Linked DNA regions of Homo sapiens: region 2 is linked to region 1. The links are chromatin contacts, found by Hi-C or POLR2A ChIA-PET in ENCODE. All regions are on one chromosome and are shown on one strand. The core of a region is the stretch at or near the end of the contact, and the rest is flanking DNA. Distances in the headings are between cores, read along the strand shown.

Region 1 (4,376 bases), core at 1,071-3,570:
CAGCTGAGTAAAATGTATGGACAGGTTCCAGGTCCCTGGTATTAGAAGGAGAACCACCTTATATTTCAATAGAAAGGCTTGAGGATTTTTTCCTCTTAGTTTTCTGTTTATTAGGAAACTAATACATATTAGGAAATATTTTGAATGGTATAGATAACAATATGCTTATTCACACCACCTGAATCCAGTGATAGTTAAACATTTTGGCATGGCACATTTACTTTATTTCTGTTCTTTTTTTTTTTTTCTTTTTTGAGACAGTCTGGCTCTATCACCCAGGCTGGGGTGCAGTGGCATGATCTCGGCTCACTGCAACCTCCACATCCTAGATTCAAGCGATTCTTCTGCCTCAGCCTCCCGAGTACCTGGGATTACAGGTGCATGCCACCATTCCTGGTTAATTTTTGTATTTTTTAGAAGAGGTGGGGTTTTGCCATGTTTGCCAGGCTGGTCTCGAACTCCTGGCCTCAAGTGATCTACCTGCCTTAGCCTCCCAAAGTGCTGGGATTACAGGTGTGAGCCACTGCACCTGGCCTTTTCTGTTCTTAATAAGGAGATAAAGATTACAGAAAAAGTTGTAGGCCCTTTGATGTCTCTCCTTAATTCTATTCCCCTCCCTCTTTCCCAGAGATCACGACTATCCTAAAGTTGCTTTGTCTCCTTCCCATGTATAAATACTTTTGCTTTATTTATGTGTTCCAGTAAATATATATAGTATTTGTGTGTTTTTAGAATTTATATAAGTGCATTCATATTGTGGGTAATTTGTTTGCACAATTCTTTTTTTAGCCAACATTTTAAAGGCTGTATGGTATTTATTTGTTTGACAAATCTCAATTTACTCTGAGATTTAGGTATAAATGTAATCTCTTGGGACTCCATCTGAGGGAGGACTCTTCCTTGAGGCCCTCCTAATGTTCAGATCTGTCTAAGGCCCCTCTTTAGTAGTCAGTAGCACTTCCTTGGCAGTTATTTATCACATTAAAATATCTTTCAAGAACCATGATGAGGCGTCTGATTATTACAAAGCATCATGCCCCATGAACTGTCTATGTTTCAAGGAAAGATACTGGGAATTATTTCTATTTGACAGCCAGTGCCTAGCCAAGTGCCTGGCATATAGAGGGAGTTTCAAAAATATTTAATGCATTAATCTAAACTCCTTTTATAGAAAAAAATGTCCATATGTGCTGATGTGTGTCTCTGTGCCTTTACCTAAAAGTCAGGGTCTGTGGGCTCCGGTAGCCATCCCGCTCACACTTTCTTCTAGAATTCTAATAAGCTCATCTATTTTCTTGCCTATAATACGAACAAACAATTAGAACAAAAAAGGAAGGAATGTAATCTGCTTCTAGAGGACAACACTTATGGTAGCAATAAGAGAAAGCCTAGCAGAGATGACAGAAAGAAAATTAGAAAAAGCAAAGGAATCTGAAGATATTTACTGTAATTGATGTATAAGTACAATGCTGATTCGCCAAAAGAAGATTAGATTGTAAGCCATATAATCTGGTTGAAAAGTCAGTAAAATACATAATGTTTTTAAGTGTAAAAAGAAAAAGGTTATGGGACATTTAAATTTGTTTTGGGGGCATGTCATCCCTGTCCAAAGTTTAACAGATGAGGAACCGCTATATGTGTTTTTCATTGATTATTGGTTTTACTCAACATTTTGCTTAAATAGTCCCTGCTTTAAATTTTAAAGCAGATGAATGAGAACATTTTGTATTTGTCCCTTCCTAAAAGATCCCACCAAAAATAAAATGAATTACTTTCCTGGCCCTCAACCAAATTTTTGTCAGAAATAAAATATGACTTTCCTTGGGCACCTTCATGACCTCCCTGAGAAGTGAAGAGTGAAGAGCTGGGCCTCTTCCTGCCTCCTGCTGCCTCCTCCTGCCTCCTCCTCCCTCCTCCTCTCTCCTCTGCCACAGAGCCACTTGGCGACACACGCTGCACAGGCTGCGAGGCAGAGGTAAGGTAGAACGCAGGGCCCTAGACCCCTTGGCCCTCTTCCCACACCGCTTGCTCCCACCTGCCCACCTTCTGAAGGATGACGTTGTGGGCACAGGCAGTCTTTTCCTCCTTCACCAGAAATTAGCACTGGGAAGTCACTGGGGCAGCAGATGTGGAAGACCAATGCATGACCTAGAGCAATTTATACAAACAGCTTCCCAGAGGCTCTTGATGAGAGCCTTTGACTAGTTTCCAGGGCAGCACACCATGAATCCTTGGCCAGGCTTAACTTTTCAGAGCTCAGAAACAGCTGTCCTGGCCACCCAGTTCCTAATTCCTTTGGCTGGGATCCTGAAGCAGAACTCACTGCCTCTGCCGTCCAAGTCTTCCAGCCCCTCAAGGATCAGGGGCTGCTGCCTTGCAGCCACCTCTGCTCTCTCATTCACTATCTCTCCCCTTAGTACTCAAAGTCCCATTAAGGAAACTGGAGAGGTGACAAGCTTATTGGGCTCTTCCTGGTTTCTCAGTGCGTGGCCCTACTCTGAAGAACTCACCTTTATCCTTCCTGGCAAATCCACACCCTCTCCTTTGCCAGGGCCCCCATGCTCAGTGGCTGAGGGAGCTGCTCAGGCCTTGAGAACAGACTGTGTCAAGGAAGACCCTGATAAGAAAAGAGAACAGGAAAACCTAACATGGAGACAGGGAGACACCCTACCCAAGCAGCTCTTTAGAATTAGAAGCACAGTTGCGGCCTGTTGGTTAACTTCTCTGAATGTTTTTGAGAACTAAGAACTGTGTGACTAGATACTTATGTCCTAATCCTTGCCTGTTAATAACTGCTTTTTATATAAACAACTGAGACTATTTAAGGACACTACAAGTCTCTACACAGTTTTAGAAACCTAGCACATTTAATTTAATTGTTTGTATTGCTTAACTCAGTGACTAAAGATGTTCAGAGGTTAGGCTAGATCTTTGAAAAATGTGTTCATTAGAGGTCCACTGTCTGCTTACCTGGAAAAAGAAAAGGCAGGATGGCAGGTATAAGATATAAGGAGAGAGAAGAAATGGGCAGAAATGACATATGATGTTTCTGACACTAAAATTTGAATTGGCAAAGAATGCCCAATGCCTAGTAGTTTGCTACTTTCCTACACTTCTCTCCTGTCTAGTGCTGTCACATGAAAGCCTCTTCAAAATGCAATCAGTCATTAGGCAGGTGTAGTATCAGTGCTGTGTAGTTGGGTCATGGGCCTAATATACAGGCCTTTCTTGGGAATCCTGGATTACCAAAACTGGCCACCAAGAGTCTTATACATATCATGGCACCCAGGCTCACCTGAAAAACAAAATGGTGAAGGGGACAATCGAGTTGCTCTCATGGCCCTGGTGATGCTGAAATTCCCAATAAACAGAAGAGACCAAGGCTGCCCCAATTTCCAAGGACAGAGAGTTATGCAGGAGGGCAGGGACTTCCCTGAGAGAGGCCTCAGCTTGAGATACTCATAGACTCTCTGTAAGAGGAGTGCTTGTAAGTGTGACTCCCTAGGGTAGCTGTAAAGGTGAAAATCACAGTTTGCCAGAGGACATCATGGTCACCAGCAGGAGAAGGCTTGACTGCAGTAGGAAGGAATGAAGACAATGGATTAAAAACCAAAGAGAGAGACTGACATGGGGCTCTGCTTCCTGGTGAGGCTCTGGAACTACTCATGGCTGCCAGTTCTACAGCTGGGCTTCCCAGTTATGTAGCCCATTTTGGTTAAGCTGAATTGAGTTGGTTTTCTGTCATATAAAACCGGGAAGAACTGACAGACTCAGCAGTTATTTGACATTATGTGTTTCCTCAGCACTTATGTGAGCAGATCCACAGAAAGGAGAGCTCATGACTCAAAAAGTCTGGAGACCAGTAATCTAGAGTCTAGGGAAACAGAATAAAAGGACTGTGAGATTGAAAACCATTATTGCCATTATATAACTTGTGTTATAAATAACAGTAAGTTGGTTATAACTACTATAACCAAGATGTTCTTCTGAATTTCTTTATATATTAATTCACTTAATCCTTCCCCAAAACTAGTAAGGTAGGTGCCAATATTATTGTTCCCATTTTGCAGATGAGGAAAACCAAGGCATAGAGGGACTGAGTAAATTGCCTAATACTACACAGCTAGAAAATGGAAGACCTGGAGTTCAAACTCAAGGTAGTCTGGATCCCCAACCTTAACCACTACACACACTGTCACTCTCTAAACAGAAAAGAATGTGCTGGTCATGACTGGCGTGTCAGAAAGTCTGTTTGCAAGAACCATTATAAATGATGTGTTTCCTTCAATCTATTGTTTTAGTCTTTCAATGACTGATTCCCTTGGAGAAGCTAGCCACGTAAGAAAATGAAAGGTCAATAAGCAAAAGCCTACTGA
Region 2 (4,376 bases), core at 685-3,184, 43 kb before region 1:
ATAATCCTTTAGAGCACATTATTACCTTTTGTATTGCTAAAGCAACTAGGGCTTAGAGAGGCCAAGAAATTTTGACCGAGATTACAAACTAGTGGCAAGACCAAGTTTCAAACTCAAGTTGTCTGACTCCAAAAGTCCCTCTTCTTTCCACTGTCTGTCATCAATCCTTTTAACCTGGGTTAGTGCAGAAGGACCTGATGATAAAGAACAAATTCTCACCTGATGCAAAACCTCTCAACATCTGCTCATTTTTTCAGTTCATTTTTCACTTCCTTCCCTGTCCTGAACCTGGCCCTAAATTACTTATAATTCACCAATAACACATTGCTGTGAACTTTTGCAAGCACTGTTTGCCTTTTCTGGAACATTATTCTATTGTCTGTCTGGGCAATCCAGACTTATCTTTCAGCGCAAGCATCATTTTCTCCAGAAAGCCTTTGCTGTACCATCCCCACCCTCACACCTGCCCAAAATTGGGTTAGGGATCCTCCATATTTTCCCATAGTGCTTTGTGTTACTTTCCCTAAAGCATTAAACATCACAAATTGTAAATATTTGTTACTTTCTTGTTTCCCTATACTACACAATGAGCTCCCTGAGAACAGGAGCCACAGCTTATCCGTAATGCATCTCTAGCCCTAGCATAGCGTCTAACACACAGTAGCCACTTGATAAATGTTTCATGAATAAATGAATCTTAGACTAATGGCAGAAATGAACCTGGAAGTAGACTCTTTAGCTCCATACGTGGTGATTGCTCAAGACAGTCACCTCAGTCGCCCCATTGCCAACCTGTTGCCCTCCAAACTCCTCACTTCCCACGATTGCAGGAGTTGTTCTCTGTATGATAACTTAAGAAGATTGTGGCACATGTGGGAAATTTTGGAGACAAAGTCTCTAAAGACAAAACAGTCACCGTTTATGTGGAGATTTATTTTATCTGTGAAAGATGGGGCATTTCTTTATCCCACATGAAGCAGGTAGGTTAAAATGCTAAGAAAGAAAAGGGAGCTGAATTTTACTGAGAAAAAAATAAACTGATGGTAGGAGAAAAATAATGAAGGTCTCCTATGAAATGACAAGGAAAATTTATCATTCAGTAGATTTAAAGAACAAAAATCAAAAGATCCAAACCAGAATGTGTGAAGCATAAAGAGATTTTGCAGATGATAAATTGCTCTACTGTACACATTTTTCTCTTTTCAGTTACAGATTATTTGATGAAAAGAATTCGTTTATTCCAAGTTTGCCAACATAGTTTTTGTTTTAACAGTTCAAGGAATGTATCAATTTTTCCCTAATGGTCTTTGAAGCCTCAAGATATGGAAATTTGGTATTCTAGGTAATGTCTAAAAAGTGTTCATGGAACTGAAACATTCAACTTGTGTTTACTAAATATTAGGAAGAAAACAACAGCATCAGAAAGAAATTAACATATATTTCAGAATGGGCTGACATCTCTCACTGATTATCCAATTATGGTACTATTATTAAAAATAAAAGATAGTAATAATTATAGTTACTATTTACTTAGTGCTAAGCACTCTTTATAGGCTAGGCACTGTGCTAGATTCTGACAATGCAGTAGAAAGCAAAACAGATATTCCTAGCCCCTGGATAGGTAGACATTAAACAGATAATTAGAAGATATGTATATAATTATAAAGGTTAGCAAGAAGAGAGGGTTTTAAAGAAAGAATAACAGAGGAGATCTATTTTACACAGGTAGTCAAGGAAGGTCTTTTTGAGGAAGTAATATTTAAACTGGGACTTGAAGAATGATAAGAGGTGAATAGTGGTGGGAAAAGAATTATAGAAAGAGGACATGGAATATATGAATATCCTGACATTGGAAAGAGCTTGGCATTTTCAAGGAACTGAAAGGAAGGCCTACTTATCAGATGTTTTCCTTTTGGCCCGCAGATCCTGTCCTGCCCGTCCCTGCTCCTGGTAGGCTGGTGTGATTGGGGCCTGACTCAACCTGCAGGAGTGAGGTGGCTTTGCTATGTTTGGCCAATAGAAAGGACTGGTAGGAGATCAGAAGGTGGGTAAAAGGAGGAAGCTAGAAGATTCCTCCCAGTTTTCATTCTGGGTAAGGAGCGCCTCTCCAGCAGTGGTGCTCTCTCCTCTGCGGCTTTAGAGATTTTTGGCTTTGGAGAGAACATAGTGCTAACCCCCTTCTTTATTTTGATCTTAGGATAATTGGCTGGGACAAGATCCTTATTGTTTAATGACACCTCTGTGTATCACAGGGGTGTGATTGTGGTTACAATTCACCTGGTCTATTCTTTTCTAAAGGATCATAAATTGATAAGAAACAGAGAAGCTAACAAAACACTCACACATAAAAGCCCCATCCTTTTATTTTCTCCCTAACAGAGAAACATTTTAAAAAAAACTCTCTGACCCATTTCTGGAACAGCTTGCAAAACGATCAAAGTTTTGGTCAGGGCAGCCAAGGTTTTTAACAGTGACTCACGTGATCAGAAATCCACGTGGATGCAGCTGCCTGAATTTTTGTGTGTGTGTGGTGAATGATAGTAAGTGGAGAAGTCTACCCCAGGCATAGGAAAGTTGCACATGATATACAGTGAGTTGAGTGTATGATACTTATATATTTATAGTAATAGCTACCATTAACTGGGCACTAATTCTATCCCAGCCTCTGTACTAAATACTTGACATATAATGTTAAATCATCATGGTAGATTAAAATTACCTTCAGCAATGTTAGTATTATTGTCTCCATTCTAGAGAGAAGCAACTGAGGTTTGGGATATTAAGAAACTTATTTAAGATCAAAGAGATGGTAAATTGATACAAATTCACATCCGGCCGACTTTAAAATCCATGACACAATACTACGCTATAGTGTCTTCTCTTTGTCAGTAATCTCATAGTAGCTCAGTTTCACGGTGGAATTAAATATTACAAAACTATGATTTGAATTATATTCAGATTTAAGTATCTTTAGTATTTCAGCCAAGACTGCTAATATGTGACTGGTGGCAATGAGGTAGGAGCAAGAAGGCTGTTAGATACTACTGGAGTCTGCATTTATTGGGGAAATGAAATAAATCTTCGATTTTTTGAATTGTTGTTGCTTTTTAAATACAAATTCTAGATGCATTGCACTGGCCCCCCAGACAGTGATGGAGGCCGATGATGCATCCTCTTTCAGTTACATGATCAATGTATCAATGTATTCTTTATCTCAGAAAGCAGGCATGAGGGTATCTGGTGCTAATTCCAACTAACTACTGTGTTTTTCTTGAGTGCTGTGCAAAAAATCTTCTGGGTTGGGGGGTGAGTCAGCAGAAAAGGGTGCTTTGATGTTTTCCATGACGCTGGGAGTACAGTGGATACATGAGGAGCTTTATGCTTGCCATCCCTGCCTTAGCAACCCATTGCTGGTATTGCAAAAAATGCTTTGAGTTTCTCTCTTCTACTGGACTTCCCAGGACAATTCCTAAAACCCTTACAGATTAATTAAGGGTTAAAGGCTTAAGTCATTATAATACATCATACCAAATATATGGTTAACAAAAATAATAATAATAATAATAATGAAATCTTATTTTCTTTTTGTTCTTGACATGTAAAATAGGAAGAAGAAACCAGGGGAGTTTGATCATGTCTGCTGAGGGAACATACACAGGATGAGTGGCCTGACACCACACACACTAGACCTGGAATGATATTTATCCATAGACGCTTACAGAGGCAGGAAGAGGAGCTGGTGGACAGTTCCTCCTTTGCCTATCATTCTCTGGGATAGCGCAAAATGATCTAGCAGAGTGTTCAGTCCAAGCTCTGTGGGTTAATAAGCTGCATGTTTAGGGAAGTGCCAGCAAGTCCTCTGGTATGATGAGGACCTGGGTCCCAGCCTTGTTGGACTTCCCTTCTTCTGCCATCTCAGCATTCCCGGTCTGGGCTTCCTCCCAGTCACAGAGCCTCCCTGCTATGAACAGGCGCTCAGACACAGGTCTTGCAGTTTGAGGTGTATGATACATGGGACCTTGGCCTTCAGCCTTGTTCCTCCACCTCAGTGTTCTCCCAGGATGTTTGCCAAATATTCCCACCCTGCAGGAAGCCAACTCTCACTCTGGGAGGACTGCCAGGGGTTAGTGTCAGATAAATTAACCTTTACTTCTCACTGCAGTGTAAACTTAAAGACCTATGAGGACCAGCTGAAATTGAGAGTATCTTGTCAAAATGTGTTTGGCTATGTCTTTGCCAACACATTTGTCTTGGCCTATTGTATTTGTATCGTTAGCCCATTGAACAAAAATATCAATCAAAAATCTTCATTTCATAGTTCAGAGTCATTCTCTCAAACCCATCTTCTGTATTAATTCTTGGTAATATCTTTATAT

What was found. Hi-C counts contacts between places; a loop is a spot of excess contacts on that map. ChIA-PET counts read pairs that join two places held with the same protein, here RNA polymerase II (POLR2A). Pooled maps may share reads with other maps.
Region 2: a loop to region 1 is called in a pooled map of ovary, with 2.0 times the contacts of the local background. The contact joins two enhancer-like sites. A Hi-C loop is called at or near these places in 3 of 168 maps with a recorded cell type or tissue (aorta and cardiac septum) and 6 of 50 pooled maps. POLR2A ChIA-PET finds 5 or more read pairs at or near these places in 1 of 52 experiments (common myeloid progenitor, CD34-positive).

What each region holds. Positions count from the first base shown.
Region 1 is chr12:70,000,640-70,005,015 of GRCh38, reverse strand. No RefSeq gene overlaps it. Among named protein-coding and RNA genes, the nearest start is that of LINC02821, 180 kb to the left of the region's middle. Within about 2 kb of position 2,320, at least 5 of the 41 ENCODE cell types and tissues checked have a DNase peak (open chromatin) inside an H3K27ac peak, as active enhancers do.
Region 2 is chr12:70,043,312-70,047,687 of GRCh38, reverse strand. No RefSeq gene overlaps it. Among named protein-coding and RNA genes, the nearest start is that of LINC02821, 130 kb to the left of the region's middle. Within about 2 kb of position 1,934, at least 2 of the 41 ENCODE cell types and tissues checked have a DNase peak (open chromatin) inside an H3K27ac peak, as active enhancers do.